2 separate regions of the Homo sapiens genome follow, and region 1 is linked to region 2. A link is a contact called in ENCODE Hi-C or POLR2A ChIA-PET data. All regions are on one chromosome and are shown on one strand. Each heading gives the region's core, a stretch centred on a gene start or an enhancer-like site at or near the end of the contact. The rest is flanking DNA. Distances are from core to core; before and after follow the strand shown. Region 1 overlaps MTA1 (metastasis associated 1). Region 2 overlaps PACS2 (phosphofurin acidic cluster sorting protein 2).

Evidence for each region. Hi-C counts contacts between places; a loop is a spot of excess contacts on that map. ChIA-PET counts read pairs that join two places held with the same protein, here RNA polymerase II (POLR2A). Pooled maps may share reads with other maps.
Region 1: a loop to region 2 is called in a pooled map, with 2.4 times the contacts of the local background. The contact joins two enhancer-like sites. A Hi-C loop is called at or near these places in 3 of 168 maps with a recorded cell type or tissue (colonic mucosa, endothelial cell of hepatic sinusoid and tibial artery) and 4 of 50 pooled maps. POLR2A ChIA-PET finds 5 or more read pairs at or near these places in 2 of 52 experiments (CD4-positive, alpha-beta T cell and WTC11).

Annotation. Positions count from the first base shown.
Region 1 is chr14:105,446,062-105,450,025 of GRCh38, forward strand. MTA1 (metastasis associated 1) reads left to right here. Exons shown (of 21, transcript NM_004689.4): 4 at 3,298-3,348. Among named protein-coding and RNA genes, the nearest start is that of CRIP2, 27 kb to the right of the region's middle. RefSeq lists a silencer at 2,825-2,964. Within about 2 kb of position 2,715, at least 5 of the 41 ENCODE cell types and tissues checked have a DNase peak (open chromatin) inside an H3K27ac peak, as active enhancers do.
Region 2 is chr14:105,350,381-105,354,346 of GRCh38, forward strand. It overlaps PACS2 (phosphofurin acidic cluster sorting protein 2), which reads left to right. Exons shown (of 25, transcript NM_001100913.3): 3 at 1,998-2,087. Among named protein-coding and RNA genes, the nearest start is that of PACS2, 38 kb to the left of the region's middle. RefSeq lists an enhancer at 2,343-2,872. Within about 2 kb of position 2,256, at least 3 of the 41 ENCODE cell types and tissues checked have a DNase peak (open chromatin) inside an H3K27ac peak, as active enhancers do.

The DNA of each region.
Region 1 (3,964 bases), core at 1,465-3,964, 96 kb after region 2:
CAGCCTTGGGGACCCAGCTTCTCCCCCGGGAACAGGTGCTCGCAGGTGGTGGAGTCTCCTGTGCCGGGGGATGTTGACTTCAGAGCCAGGAGCCAGAGGCACCCCCACGCCCTCCACATGCTACTGACACAGGGCCTGCCGAGCTGGGCCCCACCTGCACCAGACACAGTGTGGTACCCCACTGAGGCCCTTCATGTGTCGGTGGGGGCAGGCATGAGGGGCATTTTTGGCTTCCACTCTGACACATCACCTGGGGTGGGATCTGAGCCCAGGCTGAGGCTGTGGTCTGTAGGGTGACATTTCCCAGTAGGTGAGGCATGTGACTGCCCGGGTACCCGTGTCGCTGGGGTGGGCCAAGGTCCCACCTGTAACCTCCCACGACCCCTAATGGGGTGAGGTCCAGGGACTGTGGGTTTGCGGTGGGTCGGGTGGGAGGACCCTCGCATCTTCTGCCCCGTCCCAGCGCTGTGGGTGAGGGGCAGGAAGTCAGCCCAGGCAACCTCCCCCTGCTCTGGGAGGGGCTTAGGGACAGGACAGACCATCCTGCCACCGATGCCTTGTTCCTGAGCCTTTGCTGGGAGTCGGCCAGGGCAGGCGCTTGTGGAAGGAAGGTGTCCCTTAACCCCACTGCCTTGCCCACCGGACAGCTGGGACCTTTCCTCAGCAACCAGTGGATGCGGACGTGAGCTGCCCTGGGTCAGTGCAGCTGGGCCGGGCCCCCGAGCCTGGGTCCACTCTGGACACTGGGCTGTGGGGCCTGTGGCTGGCCCAAAGGGAGCTGCCAGTTGACCATGGGCTTTCTCTGGCTTTGTGAGGAACTGGACCTCCTAGCTCTCTGCTCAGAGGAGGGGAGCGTTCAAGGTGGGGCATGGTGATCCTTGACCTCTGACCCCAAAGCCTGTGTACTCCACTGCTGCACTCGGCGGGCTCCAGGCACCAAGGAGGAGAGCTGGGGATGTTGAAGGTCCACAGGCTACACATTCTGGAGGGGTGTTTGGTGTGGCCCTTGGCCCTGCAGGTGCTGGGTGCCAGTCAGCAGCACGGCTGGCGGTTCTTAGTGTTGGAGGCTGGCCTATGTCGACTCTGCAGGGCTGGCCCGCTGGAGAAGCAGTGGTGGGGAGCGGCCTGGCTCGCTGGAGAAGCAGTGGTGGGGAGCGGGCTGGCCCGCTGGAGAAGCAGTGCCCAGGCTGAGCGGCCGCAGTGTGGCCCTGCCAGTCTGTGTGGCCTGGGGAGTCAGGCGCCACCGTTGAGTTGGGCATGTTTATGGCTGGCCCAGGGTGGATCCTGTCTCTGTCCTCTGGCACCTGGGGGCACAGTGTCCCTGCTCCAGAGAGCCTGTATCAGTGGTTTAGTGGTTTTTGAGGGTACTGTGGCCCCCTTGGCTGAGGTTCTGCTCTCAGACGCCCCAGAGGATGGCCTTTTGCTGGAAGAGCCCCAGAAGGGGACTCCAGACATAACGTGATTAGAGGTATCAGAGGGCAGGTTTTCCAGAAGGGCCTCGTTGGGGCTGATAGGACTGGGTGGAGAGCAGTGTCCCAGCTCGAGCACTGGCCCCCCCAGGTACACAGCACAGCCCCTTTGGACGGTGCTCCCTGGAAAGCTGCGTGGCGGCCCCTCTGCAGGGCGTTCCTATGAACTGAGAGCCCAGCTGCAGGGAGCAGGCGTCATGGGTGATGGGTCTGCCGCTGGTCCAGGGACTCAGAGCGCGGCCCCACTCTTGCCTGGCGGCTGGGCCTTGCGGTGATTCTGCAGGGCCCACACCCCCCGGGGTTGTGTCAATCTCCGTTTCTCCTGCTTCTCTGTGAGCTCATGGCAGCCAGGGTGAGGCCCCCAGCTGATCCCAGGGACAGGTGTGAGGACACTCTGGGAGGCCTCTGGCTCTCCCACGTCACTGCCTCCACCCAGCCCCTGCTGGGGCGTCCAGCCCACAGTGCAGGCCTCAGGGTGGAGGGTAGACACCCGCCAGGCTGCACTGTGGCCCCTGTGGCAGAGAAGCCCTCCCCCCGGCAGGGCTGTGAGCATGAAGCCTTTCTCAGGACAGAATGACAGGGAGAGGGGAACGTCCCTCCTCAGAGGAGGGCGTGGGGGCCCTGGAGACCACAGCCAAGAGTGGGAGTGAGGGCACAGCCTGGGCCTCACGCTTAGGGGTGTATCCAGGGTCTGAGGGAGGGTTCAGAGTGTGAGGGGTGCAGGGTACACTAGCCAGCCCCACCTCCTGCCTGGGTGTTTCTGCCTGTTGAGGGTCTTCTGAGGAGCTGTAGGCCCACCTCGCCCGCATCTCCGACAGGCTGCACCACAGAGCCCTGTTCTGCTGACCGGGACGCTGGTGAAATGGGAGTTTCGGAGCCGCTGTGGGCTCCTGTCCAGGCTGGGTCAGTGCTCGGATGGGGCCTGGCATAGGGCGGGCGTGAACAAAAGCCAGCCTCTGGTCTGGGGCTGGTGTGTGGGCCTCTGGGCCCTGGTGATGTCTGAGTTCAGGGTGCAGTTTGCTCGTGGGTCCCCAGAAGTGGGAGCGAGTGAGATGTGTTGGCCTGGGATGAGAGGACTGGGGCTGTCCTGGTCGGCCCTGCCCTGTTCTATGGACCGGGAGGAGGTGAGGCTCAGCCGCCAGACACCCCAGGCTTTTGAGGCCCAGATAGGGCCGGCCCAGAACAGGCCCAGCATGGCTGCTCCCAGCCTCAGTCTTAGCTGTTGGCGCCTGGGAGGGCCCAGAGGAGCCAGGACTTCCTGCAGGCACCACAAGGGGGCCGCAGAGAGCGAGCAGCCCGGCTGGCTGTGGTCCCATCTGGGGACCTTGGGCTCAGAGAGCCGGCAGGGCGCTGAGCGGGATGAGTGGCCCACTGGCGGCCGGTGCTGAGCGTGCGAGGGGCGGTGGGGAGCACCACTGCACGCCCCCATTTTGGGTGTTATAAGAACCCTACTTGGGTTCCTAGCACAGGGCAGGAATCCCCATGCTGCTGGCCGGTGCCCGGCCCCGGTCTCATCTGGACAGCCTGTTCTGGGAAGCCCCAGTGGAGTGGGGGCAGGGGTGGCCTCTGGACAGGGGCCCTCCACAGCCAGGCTTGTCTGGGCTCTTCCCAAAGAGGCTTGGCACTGGGTGGATGGGCAGCCAGAGTGGGGGGACGTCGAGGCCCAGATGATCTTCAACCGGGTGGTCTTCACGCCCCACCGGGAGGCCTGCGGCCCCCGTTCTGCCCTGCCCCCTGGCGGCACAGCCCTCGGTCCGGGCCCTGGGCAGGGAGCAGGCCGCCACCCTGTGCTGACCGTGCTGCCGGGTGCTGTCTGTCTGTTATATAGCCCTGTCAGTCTGCTATAAGGCCGGACCGGGGGCGGACAACGGCGAGGAAGGTAAGAGCCGGCCTCCGCAAGGAGGGCGTCCTCCTGTCTGTGTCCCTGGGCTGGGGGCGGCAGCGCCGCTGAGGGACAGAGTTTGGGCGGGCCGCCTGCATGCCTGTGCCCTGCGCCCGGCCGGCCCGGCTGAGGAGGGGCCCTCCCTTGTGTCCGGCCCACGGCCCAGGCTTGGTGCGGCCCCGGCCTGAGGGTGACCTGCTGGTGTGGGAGGTCTGTGGTGGGCTGTATGGGGCTGTCTGGCCACGAGATGGGGACGGACAGAGGGCGGCTGCCCCTCGCCCTCCTGGCCTGGGCTCTTGGCAGCCGCCGACTCCCCCGCTCCTCTTGCTCTTGCCTGCTGCTTCTGGGGCTGGCCCGGACCTTGTTCTCCCTCCTCCTTCCATCTTCATGCCCTGGGGAGTCTGGGCCTTTAGGGTGCCTGGACTTAAAGGGCACGTGGGCACCAGAGTGTCTGCAGGGGTACCTGCCAAGGAGCCGCCGGGCCGCCATAGGGTGGGGCAGTGGGACAGTGTCCGGCAGCAGGAGGAGGCACGCCTCCCAGGACTGGGCCTCCTGCGTGCTGGCGCCAGGTGGGGCTGGTGGGGTGGGCCTTGGTCTGGCAGTGTGCGTCTGC
Region 2 (3,966 bases), core at 1,006-3,505:
TGTTCCTTGGCCCCATTCCTTCCTCTGCCTGTCTCTGGTCCTGCCCCAGCCTGTGTCTTGACCGAGAGCTTGGCCCCAGGGCCCCTCAGAGCCCCACCTCTCCAGCCCCTCTGTGTAGCGCATGGACTGGCTGCCCATGCCCTCCCTGCCCACCCCAGCTCAGCAGCCACGTGGCCCTTGGCCTCCCTTGATCACCCCAGCTCCTCATCTGCTTCTCTTGGGGTGTCCTCTCCGCCCAGGCCCCCTGTGGGGGAAGCAGCCAGCCTGGCCCCGCAGCCCCACCTGCCCCTCAGCCTTCTCTGGCGTGCACCTTCGCCTCACTGGCTGGTGGCACACACTGTCCTTTTCCCGACACAGCTGGGTCCCTGCAGGTCCTCTGAGGGGGGAATGCTAAGAGGGACCCGACGCAGAGCACATTTGCAGGGAAACATCTCTGAAGGGTCAAGGGGAGGAGCAGGGAGAGTCCAGACCACAACGCAGGGGCAGCTGGGGAGAGGAGAGGGGACAGGAGGGCTGGCCGAGGAGAGCCGCGCTGCCTCTTGCCACGCTGCACGTGAGGCCCCAGCACAAGGGGAGGACCAGAGTCCGCCATGGACGTCTCATGGAGCCCGAGTACGGCCATGCGGGCCGCCCGCACCTGTCCTGAGGCCCCGCTGCTCCCACCCGAACCTGGGCTGGCCCCGGGCTCCCGTTGTCTGTCCTGGACCCCCGCCCGCCCTCCAGCCACCTGGCACCTCTCATCCACTGTGTCCCGCGCGCCGGCCTCCGGGAACCTTGTGCCTGGGACCCCGCAGCGGCTGCTTGTTTCTCGGGGCACGAGGTCCCCAAGCTCATCCTTGTTGGGATGGTCCCATTTAAAACAGCACTGCGATAAGCACGTTCAATCCATTAGGAATCTATTTTGATATAAAGTTTGCGGTTGGGGTCCTGTTGTCTTTCACGCAAATGACTCGTTATCCATTTAGCAGGTGCGTGTGATGTCTCCTGCTGGCCTGAAGCTCACTGGGTATGAACTGTGTTTTCAGGTGCTCATGCATTTCCTGCACCTACATCTAGGCTTCTACTACCCTCATTTTTGTGACAGCATCTCCGTATTTTAAGTATTGTATCTCTGTATGTTTTACTTTCTGAGAGGACCAGTCAGGCCTGATCATTCTTCTTTTTAGAAAATGCTTTAGGCCAGGTGCAGTGGCTCATGCCTAATCCCAGCACTGTGGGAGGCCGAGGAGGGTGGATTGCTTGAACTCAGGAGTTGGAGACCAGTCTGGGCAACATGACTAATCCTTGTCTCTTAACAAAATACAAAAATTATTGTATATTTTTTTGTGGTGGTACATGCCTGTAGTCCCAGGTGCTAGGGAGGCTGAGGCTGGAGGATTGCCTGAGCCTAGGAGGTCAAGGCTGTAGTGAGTTGAGATCGAGCCACTGCCCCACAGCCTGGGTGACAGAGACCCTGTCTCAAAAAATAAAAACAAAAAATAAAAAAATGCTTTAAGCCAAGCATGGAGGCACATGCCTGTAAGGCTGAGCTACTTAGGAGGCTGAGGCAGGAGGATTGCTTGAGCCCGGGAGCTCAAGTCCAGCCTGAGCAACACAGCGAGACCTGTCTCTCAAAACCAAAACCAGAAGAGGCTTGGTGCCTCCAGATTTGTTCTGCCAGACAGACTTGGGCAGCGCAGTCAGGTGCTGCTGCACCTGGCCGTGGAATCTGTTTTGTGATCGCGTTAACTTCAGCAGGAGCCGCTCCTGGTTTCTCTCTCATGTCTTAGGGCAGATTCCTGGAGGTGGAACCTGTGGGCCGAAGGGTCTCCATGTTTTTAAGGTTCTTGGGAAAGATGCCAGGGCACCTCTGAGAATTACCCCAGCCTGTGCCTACCACCCCCAGACTGCAGGGCTGCAATCCTGCCAGTTTTAGAGTGCAGGAGTCACGGTGTCTTTGCCTGGTTTCCTGCTGATATGCAGTCCTTTGAGCTAGAACAGGTCTTGCTTAATCACAGGGCTCCAAACGAATCCTGCGGTCCCATGAGATTGTGCTGCCCCCCAGTGGACAAGTGGAGACAGACCTGGCCCTGACCTTCTCCTTGCAGGTGAGTCTTTCACCAGTGGTGACGACACCCTCATCACTGTCCCCTGGGGAGACGGGCCCCCCTCATCACTGTCCCCTGGGGAGACGGGCCCCCCTCATCACTGTCCCCTGGGGTGATGGGCCCCCCTCATCAGTGTCCCCTGGGGAGACGGGCACGCCTCATCACCGTCCCCTGGGGAGACGGGCACCCCTCATCACCGTCCCCTGGGGCGACGGGCCCCGTCATCCCTGTCCCCTGGGGTGACGGGCCCCCCCATCACTATCCCCTGGGGTGACGGGCACCCCCATCACTGTACCCTGGGGAGACAGGCCCTCCCCATCACTGTTCCCTGGGGAGACGGGCCCCCCCATCACTGTCCCCTGGGGAGACGGGCCCCCCCATCAGTGTCCCCTGGGGAGACGGGCACGCCTCATCACTGTCCCCTGGGGTGACGGGCCCCCTCATCACTGTCCCCTGGGGAGATGGGCCCCCCTCATCAGTGTCCCCTGGGGAGACGGGCACCCCTCATCACTGTCCCCTGGGGTGACGGGCCCCCTCATCACTGTCCCCTGGGGAGACGGGCACCCCCATCACTGTCCCCTGGGGAGACGGGCACCCCCATCACTGTCCCCTGGGGTGACAGGCCCCCCCCATCACTGTCCCCTGGGGTGACGGGCACCCCCTCATCACTGTCCCCTGGGGAGACGGGCACCCCCATCACTGTCCCCTGGGGTGACGGGCCCCCCCAATCACTGTCCCCTGGGGTGATGGGCACCCCCTCATCACTGTCCCCTGGGGAGACGGGCACCCCCATCGCTGTCCCCTGGGGTGACGGGCCCCCCCATCACTGTCCCCTGGGGTGATGGGCCCCCTCGTCACTGTCCCCTGGGGAGACGGGCGCCCTCATCACTGTCCCCTGGGGTGATGGCCCCCCCTCATCACTGTCCCCTGGGGTGACGGCCCCCCCTCATCACTGTCCCCTGGGGTGATGGGCCCCCTCATCACTGTCCCCTGGGGTGAGAGCATTTGTCTCATCATTGCCATCAGTGTCCTGCGTTACTGCAGATCTTCTGTTGATTATGGTTTATTCTTAAATGATTAGAAGATTTGTATTTGTTTATTAGGTTGAGTTTTTCTTTGTTTTTTCTTTGTTTTTTGTTTGTTTGTTTGTTTTTGAGATGGAGTCTCTCCTTGTCACCCAGGCTGGTGCAGTCTTGGCTCACTGCAACCTCCACCTCCCGAGTTCAAGCGATTCTCCTGCTTCAGCCTCCCGAGCAGCTGGGATTACAGGCATGTGCCACCACGCCCGGCTATTTTTCGTATCTTTAGTTGAGACGGGGTTTCACCATGTCGGCCAGGCTGGTCTCGAACTCCTGACTGCATGATCTGCCTGCCTCGGCCTCTCAAAGTGCTGGGATTACAGGCGTGGGACACCATGCCCAGCCTAGTTTTTCATTCCTTATCTATGATAAAGAGAATATAAGGCCGGGTGTGGTGGCTCATGCCTGTAATCCCAGCACTTCGGGAGGCCGAGGTAGGTGGCAGGAGAATCGCTTGAACCCGGGAGGTGGAGGTTGGTTGCAGTGAGCTGAGATCATGCCATAGCACTCCAGCCTGGGGGACAGAGTGAGACTCCATCTCAAAAAAAAGAGAGAATATAATAACGAGGGCAAAAAAACACTTACTGAGTCAAGGCTATTTTGCTCTTCTATTTAAAAAGATAGGGGAAACTCAGAGTTCACAAGCAATCCCAGCTCTTCGGGAGGCTGAGGCAGGAGGATTGCTTGAACCCAGGAGGTGGAGGTGACAGTGAGCCCGGCTAATTTTTGTATTTTTGTAGAGATGGGGTTTTGCCATGTTGGCTAGGGTGGTCTCGAACTCCCTACCTCAGGTGATCCGC